Linked DNA regions of Homo sapiens: all the other regions are linked to region 3. The links are chromatin contacts, found by Hi-C in ENCODE. All regions are on one chromosome and are shown on one strand. Each heading gives the region's core, a stretch centred on a gene start or an enhancer-like site at or near the end of the contact. The rest is flanking DNA. Distances are from core to core; before and after follow the strand shown.

What was found. A loop is a pair of places that touch in the nucleus more often than their neighbours do. Pooled maps may share reads with other maps.
Region 1: a pooled map shows a loop between it and region 3 (2.6-fold over the local background). The contact joins the enhancer-like site here to the promoter of COX18 in region 3. A Hi-C loop is called at or near these places in 3 of 50 pooled maps.
Region 2: a loop to region 3 is called in a pooled map, with 2.4 times the contacts of the local background. The contact joins the enhancer-like site here to the promoter of COX18 in region 3. A Hi-C loop is called at or near these places in 2 of 50 pooled maps.

The regions. Positions count from the first base shown.
Region 1 is chr4:74,107,945-74,111,325 of GRCh38, forward strand. No RefSeq gene overlaps it. Among named protein-coding and RNA genes, the nearest start is that of CXCL2, 10 kb to the left of the region's middle. RefSeq lists an enhancer at 1,568-1,862 and a silencer at 3,148-3,381. Within about 2 kb of position 1,752, at least 21 of the 41 ENCODE cell types and tissues checked have a DNase peak (open chromatin) inside an H3K27ac peak, as active enhancers do.
Region 2 is chr4:74,622,670-74,625,993 of GRCh38, forward strand. No RefSeq gene overlaps it. Among named protein-coding and RNA genes, the nearest start is that of BTC, 170 kb to the right of the region's middle. RefSeq lists a silencer at 446-740. Within about 2 kb of position 1,847, at least 6 of the 41 ENCODE cell types and tissues checked have a DNase peak (open chromatin) inside an H3K27ac peak, as active enhancers do.
Region 3 is chr4:73,068,070-73,071,641 of GRCh38, forward strand. It overlaps COX18 (cytochrome c oxidase assembly factor COX18), which reads right to left and starts at 1,647. Exons shown (of 6, transcript NM_001297732.2): 1 at 1,248-1,647; 2 at 1-60. The coding sequence starts at 1,580. It overlaps LOC112268467 (a long non-coding RNA gene), which reads left to right and starts at 1,877. Exons shown (of 2, transcript XR_002959797.2): 1 at 1,877-1,960. RefSeq lists enhancers at 966-1,481, 1,416-1,935, 1,482-1,998.

The DNA.
Region 1 (3,381 bases), core at 502-3,001, 1.0 Mb after region 3:
CATCATGTTGCTGTACTGAATACTTAGGCAATTGTAACACAACAGTATTTGTGTATCTAAACACACAAAGGATACAGTAAATATATATATTAATAGTACTGTAATCCTATGTCCTCACCATTGTGTATTCCAACTGTAGTTGTCCAAAATGTCATTATGTAGTGCATGACTGTATATCTGTGAAGACAGGAAGATCCTCAGACTCATTTTATTTAACATTTTGTTAGCTAGTTAAGAAAACCGTAAATATTTAGACAGAGAATCATGGGCTTCTCTGAACTCTCTCTCAAGACCCCACAATTGTTAGATATGGCCTCATGAAGCATTGAAGAGTGCATATGGAGGAAAATTATGAAAAATTATCCTAGAACAGATGACTGAAAAGATGAATTTTGGAAAAAATCTAGGTTATTATAACATATTTTAATTTGTACTAATTTTGACACCCCCTCAGAGGAATTTTTATGTTTTTGAAACAAGAATTATTTCTGTTTTTATCTACACACAGAGTTCATTTTATAAGTGCTTGGAACCCAACAGAGCTTAATGAATTGAATAGGATGTTCTTGGGAAAGAGAGTATAGATAATACGCTTCAATAGTTAAGACATCAGGTGAGAAAGCCATTAATTTTAGTTAAAATTACCATTTTAATTAGTCATTTTATGATAACATAGACAATGGAAGATGATTAAGAAAAATGAAGAATCAGCATTTCTTGATTCTTCAATAGACACTTGAAAAACTACAACACAAGGAAAACCCACTGTTTGATGGTCTAAGATCCTATCCCACTATGCTGACATTTGTCAAAACACTTAAATTGTTTGGTTTAAAGAAACTCCTTTTTATCCCTGCTACTAATACAAAGAATATACTTGTGTTTGTTCATTGAAGAGTTTCTAAGTATTAGAATTTCAGCAACAGGAAATTCATTTCTCAACTTGTATTCTTCACACAAAAGGCATCAAATTGCTCATGAGTTAATAGGTTGACAGCTATTGTCATTTCCTGGTGGGAAACTTTCATAGTTAGAGGAAAAGAAGGCTGAACACCAGATGCTGTTCATCATGTATTTTGGGATATGTTCTTGAAGGTCTGAGATTTACACTGAATTTATAAAGCAATGCCATTGAGTCAAGTAGAGAAGAATCTAGATTATAGAACAAGGCTGTGAAGTCAGATGGTTGTGCCAACAGTGTCTGCTGTGCAGAACCTTTAGCTCCCACTTCTCTCTCACATGCACTGAGTCAGAAAATGCTATTTTGTAGGCTGTAGCTACTTGTCAGGTTTATGACTCAACAAACTGAAATATTAGCCAAATGAAATATTGTTGTGCAATTCAGGGTGCTCACTCATAGCACATACAGTGTTGAATATAATCATCTATAGCTTCAAATGTGCTGGTCATGAGTCCACTAAGAAATGCAGAAAAGAAGCAAGAGGAGAAACAGTCTGACCTTAGCTGCAAAGGGCACCAGGATGCCAGCATGCTAGAGTCATGCTGGTTTCCCCCTTCATGGAAGTGACAGGCCCATGACAAATTTACGCAAATATGACATGGAAAATAATTTCTTGAAGAAAACTTCTTTTGCCATATGTTTCCTGGTTTTCTTCTGGTTTGGCCTGTGAATGGTATCAGTTTATTTTCGAGTCTAGTATCCAATATTCCTGGAAGCTAGGGCTGAGGAATGTTCATTTCACAGGATGGCCAAGGTCTGATATGCAAGGCTGGGATTGAGTGAGGCCCCAGGGCAGGCTGAGAACAGGAAGCGGTTTCACTGACATTCCATTCCTTTCTCTCCCTGACCACTCCCATCTCAGAGTGGCCAAGGATCACTGAAGAAATAGTAATTGTCATCTAAACCTCATAACAGGGGTGTCTGGCACTTGAGAGTTGACCCACTTCAATTTATTCAAGCTCCCACTCAAAAAAACTCTCCTTGACTTACAGGATATGAATACCAATTCCCTAAAGCAAAGCATAGTGAGAATTTCAGTAAAAGAAAAGAAACGAAAACCCCAGAAAAAGTATTCAGTAATTGAAGAGTCACCATCCCGAGGGTCCTATAGGAGCTCACCCTTGGTCGGTGAGAACTACTCAGTCAGCCTCACTTACCTCATTGCTCTGGCCAGCTCATACAGGCTTACAAGAGCAGGTTATTAAATGGTCAGGAATTTTGATAGCCAGTTATTCATTGTTGGAAGCATAAATTTGACCACAGTGGGAGTGTTTATGGAAATCAGCAAATGCTACAAATCTGATTTTTTTTTAAATTTGAAAGCTGTTTTACCAACACACCGCGGCTTATAGCTCTGCATAAACATAATCTGTATCAACTTTATCCTCTTTTTCCTCCCCTTACTATAGCCTCTGTCCTCTGCCCTCATTATCCTCTGCTGGGATCTCTTGAATATTTTTTCCCCTTTAGCTGGTTTTCTCTTTCACTCATTGATTTGTCCTGGGTTTCATCATCTAGGCAACTCTCACGCACAGAAAATTCTTGGGAGTTGTTCTCACTAGACTGATAGCAATACCACTTTTATTTATTATTATTATTATTATTATTATTTTGAAACAAGCAAAGGCTCTAGGAATGAAATACTAGAAGATGAAGGATTTTTTTCTTCTGGATCATAAATCTGGGCATCCCATGCCTACATGTTCTGGGACTCATGAGGCATTCTATTGATCCCCAAATTGCTATTAATAGATACCAAGTGAAAATTTGGTATCTCTTCCCATCAGCCCTAATCTCAGAATGCATTATCTTTTCTAAGCAACAACTGAAGCCTGTGTGCACTAGCAGTTAAATGTGTATCTGCAGGAGGTTTAAATATTCCTAAGTGAATGTGGGAAGTGGTAGTGTATTTTGGAATTCAAGGGATCTTAGAAATAATGTAGTCTAATTTGCTCATTAGTCTGGTGAGTAAACAGAGTTTCAGACAGATTAGCAGTTAGTGGTAGAATCAGTACTAGAATTCAGATCCCTGGCTTCCTCTTCTGGGCATTTTCAAATCTGCAACAATGTCTATCTTAATTAACATTATAATTAGGACCAAGATAATCTTCATTCAACTCAACAAATATTTTTTGACTACCAGATATATTTCTATGTGCACTTATTTTATACTAGGTACTGTTCCAGGAGTTGAGACTACCAAGAAGTTCTCTACTTTTTAGAGCATTCTTTTGAGAACTAACATTATTTGTATTAGTATGACTTAACTCTTTGTTCCAGGAAATTCTTACATAGAAAATAAAACTAAGCTCATGGAGAACTTTGCCATTTGCTTGAGGAAATTCTTCTAAGTCAGTTTATTCAGGACATCAGTTTGCACATCTGAGCCAGCAGATCACTCCTCAGACAAGTTCGCTTTT
Region 2 (3,324 bases), core at 597-3,096, 1.6 Mb after region 3:
AGAAAGCTTTGTGATGGGAACAATTAGGGAGGAATAATTATAATAGCAGCATTTCAGCAATTACGCAGGAACAAAGCCATCAGGAAAAGTGTAACCTAGGAATAATTCTATACATAAATTAAATAATGCAAAAATAGGAGCAACTGAAAACCATAGCTAGCTTAAAACAATCCTAAAATTATAACAAGGTTAGAGAATCTTCTCTGAAAATTCGGGCAATCCCAACAATCTAAGTGTGCGTTAAAAGTTCTTGCTAAGCATTGCTTGACAGTGGGATTTCTTAGCAGAATATTAAATTAGGACCCTCAAATTTTAGAAGGGTAATATTTTAATTTGTGAATATCAAATTTTTAAATTATTAATAATGCACTTGGAAGATTACTCACAGCTAGGTAATATTTATTTGAATATAAATATAAGCATATATTGAATTCCCAAACTTTTTCCACTCCTAAAAAACTGAGAAACAGACTTTCTGAACTGCTCTTGGGCTTCAGACTATGCTGAGATGAAAACACAGCTGTAGTTCAGGGGCTTCGTCACAGATAATATGCATTTTGGTGTCACCTACTGGCATGATGTGACATGACATGACAGAAGTTTATGAGCCAAAGCATTTAAAATAGTAATGGTGCATTGTTCTGTGTCAAACACTGCGTCAGGCACAAAAGGTACAGTAGTAAGCAAAATAAACTACTACTTCCACTATCAGGGGAGGCAAATATTAATAAAATAATCACAAAAGTAGAGGCAAGATGGAACGGTCCTAATCTTGGGGATCAGAGAGTGCTGAGGCTGAAGGCAGGGTCTAAGTTCTCTAGGCAAACAGAGGAAATAGGGAGATGAAGGGGAGAAGACTGCGTAGGGGACTGGACAGGAGGGAGCCTGGCATGTTTGAAGAAGTGAGGGAAGCCATGGTGGCTGGAACCCAGAAAACTGAAGGGAAAGGAGGGTAGGAGTGGTGAAACATGAAGCTGAAGAGATAATAATAGTAGTTGTAGTAATAAGATGCTCTTTCATGGATAATTCTCTATCATGGCTTCACAGAGAGCTCCAACCTGTTAATGTTCAATTTAATTGTATTGAACAGCTACAAAGGACCACATTCTATAGCTGCAATGTTCTCATCTTCAAGGTCATTGGAAAATGTTGTTATCAAAATTAAGGGTGTAGCTCAATAAACTGACAAACTCAAGATTCAAAATTGTTTTTAACAACCAGGAGTTGGGGGTTAAAACAAACAAGTTGAAAGTTAAAAAAAAATAAAGTCCTTCATGTAAGGTGAAAACAAAAATATGCAAAATATGGTAGCAACCTGGCTTATAAAAAAGATATGGAAATTTTAGTTGGCCTCAGGTTCAATATATGTTAAAAGTGTGAAAAGACACGGAATATTAACTTATGATTTTTTTAAGTACCTTTTCTGGATCAAGGGAGGTAAGAGTCAAGAGGAGTCTTTGCAGTTCTCTGTGCTACATTTTAAGGATTTTGACCAACTAGAAAAAAATGACCTGTGTAATGAAGAGTTTAAATGCATGCCAAATGAGAGTCTTAGCTTGAGGGTAAAGGGCCTATGGAAGACTTGATAAGTTTTTCAAATACTGGAAAACTTGTGATGTGAAAAGAGTGAATTCCTCCAGTGTAAAGAACAGAACAAAGGCAAGTGGAGAGACACTACCAAGGGTGGAACTTACAATGAAAGCTTCTGGAAAACAATAAGCTTATACAAATATATACTGTTTTAATAATGGTGAGGCACCAGTGGTTGTTATTTCTGAGGCCAGCATCCTATGCAGTGTAAAAGCCCAAAGATGAATGGAGAAACACGGCTCCTATTTTCTGTTCTACCTGACGGCACAAGGTGCCAATGATGCATTACTCATCAATGACCCCTGGCTTCAAAACGAAATAGACAATAACGCAGAAAAAACAGAAGACAACCTAATTGTATAAACTGAAGACAGTAGAAGATAAGCACTCAAAGACAGAGAATAGAATGACAAAGGAAAAAAGAAATGTTTTCTTTTATTTTCTCATTTTACTCTCTCCTCTGCTTTTTTAACCTACATTCTTGTTTTTATTTTTCAACTATCATCTTCTGCTTCTTAAAGAATGGTGACAGTCTTGCTTAGTGAGTTCCAGGACTCGTGGGATTTTAAAGAGATAACTTGAGAACCACAATAACCACAAAGTTTATGTAGCAATAAACATCCTAACATACTGCACAAAGTGAGAACAAAATGAAGTCAAAGTACAGTTTAAATATACTGATGGAAAATTAATTTACAATGAGTCACTAAAGGGAACTGGGGACACATCCTGTCAAGATGACCTCATTGAATCCACACTTCTCTCTCCTATACAAAGGCCCTTGGTTCTTTCCTAACCACAACAAAATTATAGTATAATATTTTAAAATAGGTGAATGCCTGGTGGGCCAGACCTAATTTTGAGCTTCCAGTATTTCCTCTTCTCTTCTTTTCTTAGAAACTACCTTAGAAAAAAGTATTTCTAAGCAAGCAAAGCCTGCATTTGTCAGTGTGAGCTAAAGTTACCTGTTCTGTTGAACGAAAGGATTGTAGCCTAGGTTTGCTAATTTAGACACAGTTGAATATAATGAGCAGATAAAGACGAGGAGCTGCAATTGGTGGTAAGAAGGAACAGGATTGTTGTGTCATAGGCATAAATGTATCTTAGCTATTTTTAAAATATAGAAATAATTATTGGTTCCTGAGAAGAAGCCGATGGTTAGTTGGTCAGTGGATTACTTCCTGTTGAACATTAGATGATATACCAAATGCTGGGTTAAGTCCAAAACAGTTTTACCTCAGATCAGTCTGACGGCTTTGAGGAAAGGAGGAGGCAGTCACATCTTATGATTTTTGCGAGGAAATATCATTTCTGATATTACCTTGAGTTTGGAAGATGAAAGAAGACTATGTGAAATATTAAGCTTTCCAAATTATAGATTCTTTGGCCATGTGAAAAAACAAGCATCATTCTTCATGGCCTCACCCTGTATTAGCTGTGACTTGCATAAAATGGCTAAGCTTCTCTACACAGTCCTGATGACTTGTTGAGGTTGTTCTCCAAAGAGAAAATAAAGTGACTGTTTCACAGGCAGAAGATCTGGTCCAATGCAATTTAACTTGTAGAGTATGGAGGAGCATACATTCTAACAATTATAAAATGACTTGTAATAGCATTATTGTGTAATGTACTTTCACATTTGTGGTGATGTTCCCCATCACTTACTTGTGATTTCTACACCTGTTAACATGTGTTGAAACATCTTCTCAGTACACATTTTACTTTTTTCTATAG
Region 3 (3,572 bases), core at 397-2,896:
TGCAACTTCTTGGTTAAGATGCCTGGCAATAGTTTTTATTTCTGGCTGCAAATTTTCCACCTAGCTAAAAAATAGGTTTTGTTATGAGCACATAAAGGATCTTTATTCATAATGACTCATAATCTTTCACATTATTCCCTCGAGTCATTTAAAAATGTAGTTTACTGATCATATCAAGAAATCTTAATTCTAAGCACAAGATGTTAATTTGCTTAAAATGTCCTCAGTCACAACCAAATTCACAATGCATACTTATCCATGTGATCCTGTGCAAGTAACTTAACCTCTAAAATCATGTTCCCTCACATATAAAATATATAACAGCACCTACTTCACAGGGTTACAAATATTAGATAAGAACTGCACCCTGGGCTTTACTGTTCCATCTCTACATTTCCTAGTAACGTAAGCGGAGAAAACAGCAGTTTGTTAAGAACCTTTAATACACTGTGATAGCCACAAATCAAAAGTAAAAATAGCATTTATTCCTGCCCTGTGCTCATTCTTCCTGTAAAATGGCTCACTGCCTTAATGTTGCTGCTGATTCCGTTCCTGTTTTGTTTCCGGTTTTTTTTCCCCATGCTCACAACCTGAAAACAAGAAAGCCACTATTTTTGAAATATCCCATTTGAATAATCAAGCACTTTAACCCGTATTATCTGACTTGCTCTGATAACGCTGTGAAGTAGGCAAGGAAGGTACTGCTAGCCTGATTCCTCAGAAAAAAGGATTCAGCATTAAAAGGTCAAGTAACTGCGACCAACCAGACACAGTCTTAGTCGGGTCTGGAGAGGAAACAAGTTCGCAAACTGTTAGTCTAGTAGTTTCTTCCTAATAAGAAAGACCAGCTGGAATACTTTGGGACGAAAGACACTGCAGACATACTGGCTATTAAAACTTTTAAGACATAAATTTTGTAGGTTTCGCCAACACAATTTCTTCTGCGACTGATTTCTTTGTCTCCGTTCCCCGAGAGCAAGTATAGTAACCACTTGTGCTTGGAGCACAAATCCAGTAAGACAAAAGAAATGACAGGTACACGTGTCACAAAGTATCTTATTTAACACACCTAATGCTAGTTCAATTTTTTTTAACGCTAAAATGGTCACAATGAAATGGTCACGATGATTAAACACTAAGCACTGCAGAAGGCAACATCGTGCGATCGAAAACCCTGAGTGAATGTCGGCCTTCCTCCGCCGCAGGGGTTGCAGCGCAGGGTACGCGCACGGCTCGGCGCCCCTCACCTTGGCCAGGATGTAGTGCTGGTAGGCTGCCAAAGGCAGCGTGACAGCACCCCGTAAGGCCACGGTGGAGAGCAGAATGCTGCCCCACCAGGGCAGGCCCGTGGCGGCGTGCACGCCGAGCAGTACTTCCTCCGCAACCCGCACCGGCGAAGACGCGGCCAGGGCCTCGTACCAGCCGTTCGCATGTACTGCAGAGACTGGTGCCACTGCCCACACTGGGAGAGTGGGGCGCTTGGCGCCGCTCGTAGGAACCGGCGCAAGCGGCAGGTCCCTAGCCCAAAGCTGCAGGGCAGGGAGCGGCCGCAGCCACCGACCGCCGAGCCGGCACAGCATTTCTGCACCACGGCGGAGCCCAGATCCCGGGCCTCACAATCCAGCGGACATACACCGGCCAGCCAAGGCTGATACGCGCACGCGCCAGCAACAGCGGGCATAAAGCGCATGCGCGCCTGCCTGCAGCCGCGATTGACCTTCCCAGTCAAGCCGGTGACGTCTTGCGTCGCAGTGGATGTGACGCAAGAGATAGGAAAGTCCCGCCTTTCCCACGCGGCACTGGACAGGCCTACTGCGCACACGCGAAAGTTTCCCGCTGCTAGGGTGTAGTTAGTCCGAGGCCGGACCAAAACTGCAGAGACATGGGTGGAGCCTGCTGCCCTCCGCCAGGCTGGGTGTTCTTTAGGGAGCTCTCGCCTTGTAAAGTTCATCTACACCGTGTAACTTACCATTCTTTTTCACTAAAGCTAATAGTCATTTGTAGTGGAATTATCCTTGCTCGGTTTTTTGTGACCAGAAGCTGATCCCCAACCTCTTTACGTGCACCTGATTGCTTCCGTTAGCGATTACGATAGATTATCATACTCAAGAGTCACACGTTGCTAAAGTACCTGCTTGTAGAGAGACGCATGTTTCTTGCTGACTCTGAGTGTTAAGCACGAGGGATAGTTCAGTCTCTTGTAGATTTAATTGGCCCATCTGTTCCAGTTAGTATTTGGACCACCAACTGCAAACTGAATTTCTTCGGTGTTTTGTCTTCCATGATAAATAGCAGCAAAAATCTTATAGTAAAAGTATCATCTCTTTATTTAAGGGAAACTATCACTGGCAGTACGGTGAATTCCTTGAGTTTACTTGTATCCTATATAAGCTTTAAAGAGCCTGAACAGCAGCACTGGCTGTCTTCTGGTTTAAAGGAATACGTTGAATCTACATGGACTATATAGTTTTAACTTTTGTGTTCCTGGAAACAACAAAATGGAATGTTGTGGAGGAGTTTCCTCACCGAAGGGTCACCCCTAGACTACAGACTAAAATATGTTGTGAGGAGTAAACCTTGATTTTTATTTATTTATTTATTTACTTACTTAGGAAAAGAAGCCTCCAACAATGTTGGGTAATGTCAAACGCCAGCTATTGTTTGCCCTTCACTGTGCACCTAACCAAGGGTACCCTACGATAACTTTCTCAGGATTCTGGAATTCATCTGCTTTCCAAACTGACTGATAAATCTATACATGAATTTTTAAATGTGTTTAAACACACAGCACAACACACACTATATATAAACTTTTTCTAAAAGAAAAACCTACCAATCTATTTCTTTATCCATTTATTAAGCTAACAAAAAAGCCATCAGTTGCTACTGACTACTGTTCAGCTGTTCATAATCTGAACAGAATTTTAAAGTTATTTTTGCTAGACACAGTGGATCACGCCTGTAATCCCAGCACTTTGGGAGGCCAAGATGGGAGGATACCTTAAGGGCAGAAGTTAGAGATCAGCCTTGGCAACATGGCAAGACCTCATCTCTACAACAAATACAAAAATCATCCAGATGTGGTGGCTTGCATCTGTGGTCTCAGCTACCAGGAGGCTAAGGCGGGAGAATTGCTTGAGCCCCCCGGAGTCCAAGGCTGCAGCGAGCAATGATCGAGCCAGTGCACTCCAGCCTGGGTAGCAACAAGATTCCCATCTCTTTAAAAAAAAAAAAAAAAAGCAAGAAAAGAAAAAAAAAAAGCTGTAAGCTGTTCTTCAATTCCTAAGATTTAATTTTGTGGAGTTCTATCGGGGTCACAAATGAGATTTCAGTGTTGGAACACATTTTTTGCTATACATTGTGTTCATATATTACATTCTTATTTTAAAAAGTATTTCCTTAAGTTTGAATATTGATCTAAATAAAATTTATGAATATTTAGTTTCTGCTAATTTCATATATGTGTATAAACACATTTCTTAATCTATATAACAGGGATGACTAGAACTTGCTATCTACTTGGTAGAGGATGTTGGGGGAAGTAGTTGTCAATTTTAAAGCCCAATGCAAAA